Regions from separate parts of the Homo sapiens genome. Here region 1 is linked to region 2. The links are chromatin loops, found by intact Hi-C in ENCODE. Cell type or tissue: heart right ventricle. All regions are shown on one strand. Each heading gives the region's core, and the rest is flanking DNA. Links, peaks and the distances in the headings are about the cores only. Region 1 overlaps DLGAP1 (DLG associated protein 1). Region 2 overlaps DLGAP1 (DLG associated protein 1).

Region 1 (5,381 bases), core at 243-5,242, 190 kb before region 2:
ACATATTACAATGTAATAATAGAAATAAAGTGCACAATAAATGTAATGGGCTTGAATCATCCCGAAACCATCCCCCGCCCTGGTCCATAGAAAAATTGTCTTCCATGAAACCAGTCCCTGGTGCCAAAAAGGTTGGGCACCACTGGTATAAGCCACAGAGAAAGTACATACATAGTCTAATGTATAATTTATAAAGTATAGCACATACTCTTAGTCTAATGATTTCAAGATGAAATCCAAAAGTTAAAGACAAAACGCTCTTTAAAATATGCATAGAAATCTGTAATTGGAGCATATAAGAAAGACAATATCATGATTACATTTCATTAAATAGTCATTGTAGGAATGTTAGCTTTGAATAAATTATAACCTCAAATGTATCTAAGAAAATTATAAAAGTGAAAATAAATATCTCTGAACATACACTTTTTAGACTTTAATAACTAAAAATAATTATAATATAGGCATAGTTCTGTGGGTGAAGTGAGTTCGAATACGCAAAGCACTTGGAACGATGCCTGGTACCGAGTAGACCCAATGTAGCTATTTGCTTTTGGTAGACAGATGCCATTCTTTTTGTTAATCACAGTTATAATTGAATTTTAGAATTTTTAAATAGGACGAAAGATTAGTGCCCATTGAAGCCAGTGGGTTTTTTGTTTTCCAAACTTTTTTTTGGTAGCAAAATTCAGTTTTCAAAATCCTTTCTCCAAACAATCGAGGAAATGGGGACCTCAGTGAGTAGGCCTGGAAGAGGAGCTGCTCTGCAGGAAGTGGGGCCAGATTTCTATCTATTAGCAATCTCCCCTTGAGGCAACTTTGGAACCCAGTCTGAACACTAAGCCAAGGCACTCTACCATTTGACAGATGAGGAAAATAAACCCTAGGGAGGTAAATAAACCTAGGGAGGTAAATGCTCTCATTCTCAAAGCTAGCACAGTCAGATTGTTTTCCAGAAAATAATTAATACCTAACATACCTGGAAACGAGCGCTATTTGCAGGGTGATAGTCAAGTTATTAAACCAGTGTCCAATCAAAATGGCTCTGCGTAGTCAGAGCCTCGTCCTGTGTCGAGCATTAACTTTTCAGTTGCTAAATCATAGGACATTTTTGTGGGAGGCAGGGTGTCACCATTGAAGGGTCCAGTATCCGGGGAGCTCAGGACAATAGGTAATTACCAACTGGTATAAAAGTGATTTTAACAAGGTACAATCATACCAGATGGGTAACAGCTAAATGTCAGCCCTGGGCGTTTGAAGATGTCCTCCGCAGGCTAGAAAAAAATCCACGTTGGATTGGAATCCTGCTGAGAATAGCTACACTATAATTGGAACTCTGGAGACTGTATCTGTTCCTTCTCATTTGGTCTTTCTAGAAATCAAAGTTCTCCTCTGGACTCTTCCAAAACATTTAGACATTTACTGGCTTCCAAAAGAAGGAACTCATGGTGATATTGACCATTTTTAAAGAAAATAAAAGCATGAAGCCGAGCATGGTAGTACACACTTGGAATCCCACATATTTGGAAGACTGAGGCTAGAAGATTGCTTGAGGCCAGAAGTTCGAGACCAGCCTGAGCAACATGGCAAGACCCCATCTTTAAAAAAAAAAAAAAGTTAAATCAAAATAAAATTTTAAAAAGATGCGAGTGGTTGCTTTGTATTTATCGTTCAAAATAAGTTGAAGGATAGAAAATGATAGCTGAATGCCACTAATTGTAGAAGTTGATCTGTGTTTCCATCTTAACAAAAGGATTTGTAAGAATACTTGTCATTTGCTTACACTTATTAAAATAAATGGCTTCTACCAGCAGTCTTGACGCAGACTATCCACCTGCATAAGAAACGGGCGATGGTGACAGAAGGAAAAAAAAGAACAAAGCCCTGCCGGGTGCCCCAGTGGGAGAATTGGTATGTTGGATTTGAATGGGAAGAGGGAGGATGTTCCAGAGGTGTGTGGGGAGAGATGGGAATAGAAAATGAAGGACTGTGTTGTTATAAGAACAAGCAAAGCATATACAGACAGCTTATGAATTTGCGCTAGGATGACTTTCCGCTACATCATGGAGTTTAGATTCCCCATGTCAAAGGCAGATCTGTATCTCTTTTGTATTCCAGAAAAGTATTTGCACATCACTTTTCTGGCTCTTGGGGGAGGGAGAGAGGCATGGGAGAAAATTCATTTAAGTGTATGCCTTAAAATGAAGTGCATTTGGCTAATGAGTAAGCAGCTGTTTAGTTAAGCAAATGACTCATACTGGGGTATTTATAGAGCACAACTATTTTTCAAGCCTGTACAAATTTAAAAGAAAGAAGTTTCCCTATAACCCCAAAGCAGATGTTTCTACATTTATGAACAAAGCACTACTGAACAGTAAGCCCGTCCTTCAGGTTTATCAATGCATCTATTAAAACATATGTTAGTCTTCCTAGGAAGTATATATCTCTTCATTGAACAGAGAACACTTATAGAGTATTTATTTTGTTCTATGTTAAAAAAAAAAAAAAAGTAAGTCGAAGGCCCAGGCTTTAAGAAGTAAAGTCTGATCAGAAAGTTATATCATCTGCCCAAAAAATATAGCTAATAATGAAAAGTGAGATTCAAAATTGACAACCACAGGAGTGCCATGAGCTGTAATTAGCTTAACTTTTTATTTGCTTGTAACTTAATAGCCAATATTTTTTCAGAGCTTAGTATGAGCCAGGCCTGGAGCATTTGAGTCCTCTTGTTGAAAAAGTATGTTTTACAAAAAGACTTTAAAATGAAACTGAAAGCAATAACATAAATCACATCAGGAAGAGAGGGAGACAGTATGACACTGGGGATCACATGTGGCTCAGAGGTTCTTGCTAATCAAGGTAGAAAGGGGATCAGGATATGTTAGAGGAACTCAAGGAGGCAGATGCATGTGGCTGGTATCTTTGAATAAGGGTTCACACAGTCATGAGATGTGAAATTACCTTTAAAGAATGGGTTAGGATTAGATAAATGCAAGTGATTTCCAAGAAGGGACAATGGCTTTAACAAAAACAATGAGGGTGGAAATAAGACATAGCTCCTCACTGAGTGAATACAAGGCATGGTTGGGATGGGTCAATAAACCTGTCTGAATGGAGGACACAGGCAGGGGACAATGGTGAAGATTGGTCAGGAATCAAATATGCCAGGGCCTTCAGAACCGGCTGAGCTCTGTGGGCAAAATAAAGACCCAAACACCGAGATGGATTAACAGGGGAAAGATGAACCTGGGCTGGTGAGACATGCATGCAACAAGGTAGGACTAGGGGCAGGGGATTCAATTAGGAGTTGATTGTGGACTGGCCTAACATAAATAGGCCTCAACCAAGGTCGAGGCAGAGAAAATGCCAAAGAAGTGAAAATGAAGGAATGGCAAGGAAAGGGGATGACTGCTTGGCTGTGAGAAGCATTGGGAAAGAACATTAAAGATGGCTTTAGAGTCGCCAGCCTGGGTGACAGGGTGAATGTGAGAGGAGTACATCAGTCTCATCAGAGGAGGAATTATTTTAGACACCTGGAGCTTAGAGTGCTGTCAGAACAGACAAGTGAAGCAGTCTCAAGGCAGCCAAAAATGTGCAACTGAGACTTAGTCAGTGCAGACTTGGGATTTCCATTTGAATGATCTAGCACAGGGCAGACTTGGGGTAATTGAGGTGATATGACCTCTGAGACATTGTAGAGACTGAAGCCATCCTGAGTCAGGGGAGACCACTGAAGGGACCTGCCCTCACAAGGGATTTTGGTTTTCTTAGGTCACCATGAGAAGGGACCACAAACTGGCAGCTGAAACAACAGAAATTGATGTCCTGACAGTTCTGGAGGCTGAAGTCCGAGATCAAGGTGTAGGCAGATTAAGAAAAATGATTAAGATCCTGTGTGCTTTGTCTTAGGATTTTCTGATTATTTTTTTCTCTTTCAAAAGACTGCAAATTGGAGAAGTTTCAGAAGCTTTTCCATTCCGTGAGGATCTTTTATTTTCTTTTATCTGTCCCCAAGAGCCTCTTTTTTTCTTCTTCCCATTATTTCTGACCAGATAGGCTCTCTGTGCCTGTTTTTTGTTGGGAAAGAAACCTCTACCACAAGTTGCAGTTTCATGTTCCCGGGGAGCATTTCAGTGGTAACTCAGTCATTATAGGGGTGTTGTCTAAGAACTTGCCTAGCTGCAATGGTCCTGCTGATTCTGTTATCTCTTTAAACAATGCGGTAGACGTTAGAATGGGCTGATGATTTATTTTCCCATTCTGGCAAGTTTTACAAGTGCTTCTTTCATAATAGGAGAGTCTTTTTTAAACGGGGGTAATTTAGATTTGTTTGTTCTTGGAAGGAGGGTGGGGTATGAGGAATGCCATAATCTTACATTATGGTATTAATCATTCTTTGTTCAGTTTGTTCTTTTACAGGTTTAATCTTGCATTCAGTTTTGATAGAGAACATAAAGCATTTTTTTAACCTAATGATGTCTCAAGTAGCGGTGGTACTTGAGATGGCTCATTTTGTACATTACTTCATGGAAAATAGATTCTTGGCACCCCCAACAACTAGTGTGAGCTGGCAAGCCACAGATCCTTGGAGGTTCAGCTGCTTCCTCTGTTAAAAGCAGATACTGACACATAGTGAGTACATCAGGCAAATGAGCTTTATTTGGGGAATGTTGAATTTAGGGTCCTGTTAGAACATACAAATAAATTTGTCCTTATAGCACTGTTTTGAGATTATATAAGTACCTGGCATAATTAAGTAATGGCAATCACTATAATTATCATTATTAATTCAAGGTACCTTTTTCTTTTTCCTGATGGATAACCCTTACATTCTTACAAATACTAAATTAATGAATAAGAAAAAATGTGCATATAATTTTGCTTTGAAATTTCAAATAAGGAAAAATAAATCTAAAAAATAAATATTTTCTATATTCCTTTGACTCTGAAGAACCACCCAAAAGAACCCTCTAATAAGTATGCATCTAATATTTTCTATAAGCAAGTTTTTTGGGAACCTTTGTTCCTGATATGTTATTATAATTCCTCAGATACAAGCAATAGTGAAACCACTTTACTCTTTAATCATCATATGAAGGTTTTAGTAATTATAGAAAATGACACTTAAGAAAAAAATTCAAAACAAATTTCATAAGATATCTAAGCAATGATGGTTCATGTTTTGATTTTCCACCATTCCATCACATTCTCAATTCAAATTTGTAAGTAATTATTAATTACCTAAGTCTGCGACTCACGGTGCTAGAATGTTGTAGAATATACCAACCAGTACAAAATGGGCTTCTTGCCATCACTGAGCTTCCAAACCAGCTGGAGAGAAAAGACTTAATGATGAGGAGAAGAAGGGCTATAAATGGAAT
Region 2 (5,381 bases), core at 210-5,209:
TGGCGCGATCCCGGCTCACTGCAACCTCTGCCTCCCGGGTTAAAGCAATTCCCCTGCCTCCTGAGTAGCTGGGACTACAGGTGTGCACCACCACGCCCAGCTAATTTTTTGTATTTTAGTAGAGTCAAGGTTTCACCATGTTAGCCAGGATGGTCTCGATCTCCTGACCTCGTGATCCACCTGCCTCAGCCTCCCAATGTGCTGGGATTACAGGCAGGAGCCACCGTGCCTGGCCTCCAGTGTCTCTTCTTATAAGAACACTATTCCCATCATGAAGTTCTCACCCTTGTGATCACATCTAAACCTAATTGCCTCCCAAAGGCCCCATCTCCAGATACCATCACACTGGGCATTAGGGCCTCAACATATGAATCAGGAGGAAAACAATTCAGTCCATAGCATCTGATACTATTTTCTATCTTTGAGTATAATAGCTCATGGAAGGGTCGTGATGCACCTCAGCCATGAAGAAGAAACTATGAGTAAATGCATTTTAAGTGATTAAAATATGAATTCTGAGCATTATTTTTACCAGCAATGTGCCTGCTGCTGGAATTTGCTTTGATAGCATGGTGAGGATCCGACAGTTTCCATCTCCTGCTGACTTCAGCTCTTAGCTCAGTGGCTAAGCGGCTGTTACTGACAGGTCTAGAGCATATTCGTGGATCGAGCTCACCTTACGTGTCTGCTTCCTCCTGGGCTGTCACTCAGCGCATGTTCCCTCTCTTTAGGGCCTCTTAAGAGAACACACTACCTGAATCCTACCAATGGAATGTTACAATTATTAGAAACATTTTTCATATACAGTACTCATGAAATCATTAAGTTTTCATGTAGTTTTTACAATTGTAAAAGTTTGTCATTTGTATCTCATTTGATTATTAAACAGCCCCTTTGTATACCGGAGAATCTGTTGCATTAATGACAGGTCATGGGCAGAACCAAAAGCCCAGGACTTCACACTCCACAACCAGAATGTTTTCCATAGTATTAAATGCCAGTGAGAAATGAGAAGAGAAGAGTTGTTCCCTCCAAATCTTCACTATGGAAGATTTCCCAGGACAATCTTGAGTCTACAGTTCTGAGTGCTTTGCCTGTCTTAATCACAAATTAATTTCTCTCTCTCTATGTCTGCATTAGAACCCAGAACAGAGATACAGAAGGGCGATATCAGTAATCAATGCTGGTGATAATGTTTGCTTGGGGCTGCTGGGGAAACCTGGCTACTAATTGGCAATAACTCAGTGGGCGATGTTGGTCCTTAACTCCTTAATCGTATTAGCCCTTTGACCATCGGATAGCATCTCTTTAAGACTGGCCCAATCCTGCGGCTCTGCTCATTCCACCTGCTCATTCCTCCCAGCACTGCCAGATGTCCAACGAGATCATACAATACAAGGATAACAAATTTTTTTGTGGGTTTTGGTTGGTATATATGAGGAGAACCTTTGTGTTTTATTTGGATAATTTGTATTCAACAAGCCCTGGAACCCTAAGAAAATAGGTGATGTGCCTATCTATCTATCTCCCGGTCTAGCTACCTGGGAGGCTGAGGTGGGAGGATCGCATGGGCCCAGGAGTTGGGAGTCCAGCCTGGACAACATAGTGAGACCCTCATCTCTAAAAATAAACAAACAAATAAATAATACAAGTAAATTTAAAAATAGAAAACAGGCCAGGCGCGGTGACTCATGCCTGTAATCCCAGCACTTTGGGAGGCCAAGGTGGGCAGATCACGAGGTCAAGAGATCGAGACCATCCTGGCCAACATGGTGAAACCCCGTCTCTACTAAAAATACAAAAATTAGCTGGGCGTGGTGGTGGGCGCCTGTAGTCCCAGCTACTCAGGAGGCTGAGGCAGGAGAATCGCTTGAACCCAGGGGGCGGAGGTTGCAGTGAGCCAAGATCATGCCACTGCACTCCAGCCTGGCAACAGAGAGAGACCCTGTCTCAAAAAAAAGAAAAGAGAAAAGAAAACAGATGAGGACAAGGGAGAAAATATATTTTTAAATAAGTGTTTAGCTTAGTTTCCAATAAGAAAATCTCTGTGTCTGTTTCAAGGAATTTGGGGGTTTCTTCCTGGCTTTTCATGACATCCATCTCCCCTGTCACTTAGGACACTCAGTGGGTGTCTCTGTGATCCTCTGGATCCTGGCTAGAATGAGTTATATATGTCCACGGAGTCTTACACTCATGCCAATTTGGAAGTAAGTGAGTAACTCACAAGGGAAATTGGCTTCAGTTACATTCTCCCTGACCAATAAATAAGTATTCATTGGATCGTTTGCATCTCTAAGATATTCCATATTCTTCAGGATGCTGACTCCATCACACAGGAATGAATGCCTAAGGCTTCGCAGTGGGAGATAAGTGGGAGAGAAGCTGCTTTGCAGAAGTCAGGCGTGGTGCGAGAGGAAACCAGTGACGCACTTTTTCTCCTCCATATGTTATCAGATTAGCCAGATCCTATGTGCTGAGAACTGGCAGAGCTTCCTCCGCTGCTGAATAGATTGAGCAGTAACTCCCAGCCACACAGCCACCTTGATAATTAGGTGACATTTCTGCCAACTTCTGCAATCTGCCCTCTAGGGGGGCAGTGGGCCAAGTCACACCTTTGTGGCTACGTATGGTCCCACATGAATGACTCAATCCCATTGTTTTATGTCAGCCTTTCCTGTCCCACACAAAAGCCCCGAGTGTGAGAAGCTCTCTTTATACATAGAGGAACCTTCCACCTTCAGCCCCATGGTCAGTGCTGACTGACAGCATCCTGGGTGGGTTCTCCACGGGACCCTTTCCAGGTGCCATTCCCCATTGCTATAGTCAAGTTCAACAAGGTAGTAAGAGCAAGACTTTGACACGGAGAGTTTTGAAGTCAGAAATAAATGAATCCATGCCTATAATTGAGATGGGCTTTGAACATGTATCACAATAATGCACACTGTCAGCTGCACTGAGTCTCTTCTGTATATGTTCTGTCCTAGCTAACAAGTTTCCTGCCTCATCACTGACCTCCAAGCTGTCACCTTCCATGCTGCCACAGTTAGAGAAGGGTTAAAGGAAGTTGTGCAGCCAAACAGGAGAGTCTGAGGGCAGGTGGAACTAAGAGACAACTGGGACCTAGCCAGCCAGGCCCTTCTTGACAAAGGAGAAGGGAGGAGACGTGCAGAGTTAGGAATGAAGCATTTAAGTATATGTGGTGTCCTCGTTCATTCATGGGTTCATTTGTTCAGCTGGTACTTAACCTTGCTGTGTACCAGGCACTGTGCTGGACACTGGGGATACCACAGTGAACAAAACAGGCAGTAGCCCCTGCCCTTACAGAGCTTGCATCCTAGTAGGGAAGACAAAAACCAGCAAGACAGATAAGTGACATAAAGAGCAAGGAAGACTAGGATAACGGCTAAGAAGGAAAAAGTTAAGCAGGAGGAGGTGCTGTTCAGAGAAAGTGATTACGAAAGGCCACACTCACAAGGGGATAGTGTCAGGGGGTCGCAGAGTGGGGCATGCAGCTGTGCAAGGGGAAAGTGAGTCAGACAGAAAGCAGCAAGTCCTGGAGGTGTGCCTGGTGTGCAGGAGGCCATGCAGGAGAGCAGGGGTGGCCACAGCAGAGAGCGCAAAGAGAGAGCTAGGCTCAAGAAGGCAGGAGGGAAGGGAGCCAGACAGCATGGGCCACGGGGAGCACTTCGAGTTGTACTCTAAGTGACATGGGACTCTAACAGCCTTGGGTGGAGGACCAGCACTTTAAGGGGATAAATCTGGCTGCTCTATCAAGAAGAAATTGGAAGGGGGAAGAATGGAAGTCAATACTTTGGGTTGTACTCTGAGTGACACGGGGACTCTGACAGCCTTGGGTGGAGGAGCAGCACTTCAAAGGAATAAATCTGGCTGCTCTATCGAGAAGAAATTGGAGGGAGGCAAGGATGGAAGTCAGGGAAAGCCACACAGCCCTCCGGGACAGTGAGAGTGAGAACAGGGTGGGGCAGTGGACAGGTATGTGCCCATCCTGAGGGCAGGGCTGGCAGGGTGCATTCACGGATCAGACATGGGCTGTGGAAGAAAACAGAGCTGGCCATTGGATCACATGGATGACTCTGGAGAGGCCATATGGAACCGTGGTGTGCTGAAACAGTCCTTCTCAGAGAGAGAGGGCAAGCAATTCATCTGCTAATTCCTCCTGGTCTCCTGCCTTTCATTGGTCGAGTCGTATTCCATGGGATATTAACAGCGCCGCACTTGTGAGCTGTGATACTTACTGAGGGCCTTGAGACTCCTAGTGAAAAAGCCTCCACAGGCCCAGCGGCTCAATGGGGTTGGGCAAACCCGTCCCTGAGGGAGGTCGAGACACCAGCAGTGCCGCAGGTGGAGGAAGAAGCACGGTGGCCAGGCTTCACAGATGGCAGCAGCATGAGCCATCCTGAGGCTGCTCTGTCCAGGAAGCAGGGCCAGAGTCCAAGGCTGAGGGGTCAGGCAGGACCAACAGGATCTGGAAGGTACATGCACAAGCCCCAGTACATTATTCCAGCAGTTCAGCTAACACAGGCTCAATCTGGGCTGACACAGGTGCCCAAAGAAGCTGGCCTGTATGGTGAGGTGTGGCCGCAGATGGTGGTGCCACACATTGTCAGGTTAGTGGGACCATCCCATTCCTTCTGGTCTGCAGTGGAGGCCAAGACAGCAAATGGAATTGCAGAGCTCAAGGTCCAAACTCCATGCAGAAGGGGTTGAGAGAAGGGAAGTAAGAGGTCAAAGTTTCCATCAAAGAGATCAGTATGACGCCAAGGCAGATGTCCCATCATAATATCTTTTTTTTTTTGAGATGGAGTCTCGCTGGAGTGCAGTGGTATGATCTTGGCTCACTGCTGCAATCTCTACCTCCTGGGTTCAAGCAGTTCTCCTGCCCCAGCCTCCCAAGTAGGTGGGATTACAGGCCATGCACCACCATGCCTGGCTAATTTTTGTGTTTTTAGTAGAGACAGGGTTTCACCATGTTGGCCAGGCTGGTCTTGAACTCCAGGCCTCAAGTGATCCATCTACCTCAGCCTCCCAAAGTGATGGGATTACAGGTGTGAGCCATCGTGCCCAGCCCCATCATAATATCTTAAGTACCCACAGCTGGAGTTAGGGAAGAGGGCTGCTGCCCTGCAGGCCCGTGAGTACACAGGGCCAGCTGGTTACAGGGCTGGGGCATAGGGCTTCTGCAGTGCGATGATACCAGGTTAGATGTGGCCTGGGGTAGGGCTCTAGCCAGCCAGCTATAGTGGGGTGGGGGGTGGTCCCCAGTGTGGACGTGGGAGCAGACAGGGATTAACACATTACTTTGCTGTTAAAAAATGATGAATTGCCCATTTGCCTTTTTTTAATTTTATTTTTTAAATGCA

What was found. Hi-C counts contacts between places; a loop is a spot of excess contacts. Peaks named below come from ENCODE experiments on the same cell type or tissue, not always from the same donor. Only the 100,000 strongest peaks of a DNase experiment are listed, where the experiment ranks them.
Region 1: it touches region 2 in a loop (2.7-fold over the local background); 2 of 110 quality-filtered maps call a loop at or near these places.

Annotation. Positions count from the first base shown.
Region 1 is chr18:3,982,650-3,988,030 of GRCh38, reverse strand. The region is part of intron 3 of DLGAP1 (DLG associated protein 1); the gene reads left to right. All of the region lies in intron 1 of DLGAP1-AS4 (DLGAP1 antisense RNA 4), which reads right to left. Among named protein-coding and RNA genes, the nearest start is that of DLGAP1-AS4, 23 kb to the right of the region's middle. In heart right ventricle, for the core only: no CTCF peak of the experiment used is centred there; no DNase peak of the experiment used is centred there.
Region 2 is chr18:3,791,906-3,797,286 of GRCh38, reverse strand. The region is part of intron 5 of DLGAP1 (DLG associated protein 1); the gene reads left to right. Among named protein-coding and RNA genes, the nearest start is that of DLGAP1-AS3, 84 kb to the left of the region's middle. In heart right ventricle, for the core only: no CTCF peak of the experiment used is centred there; a DNase peak (open chromatin) is centred at 2,598.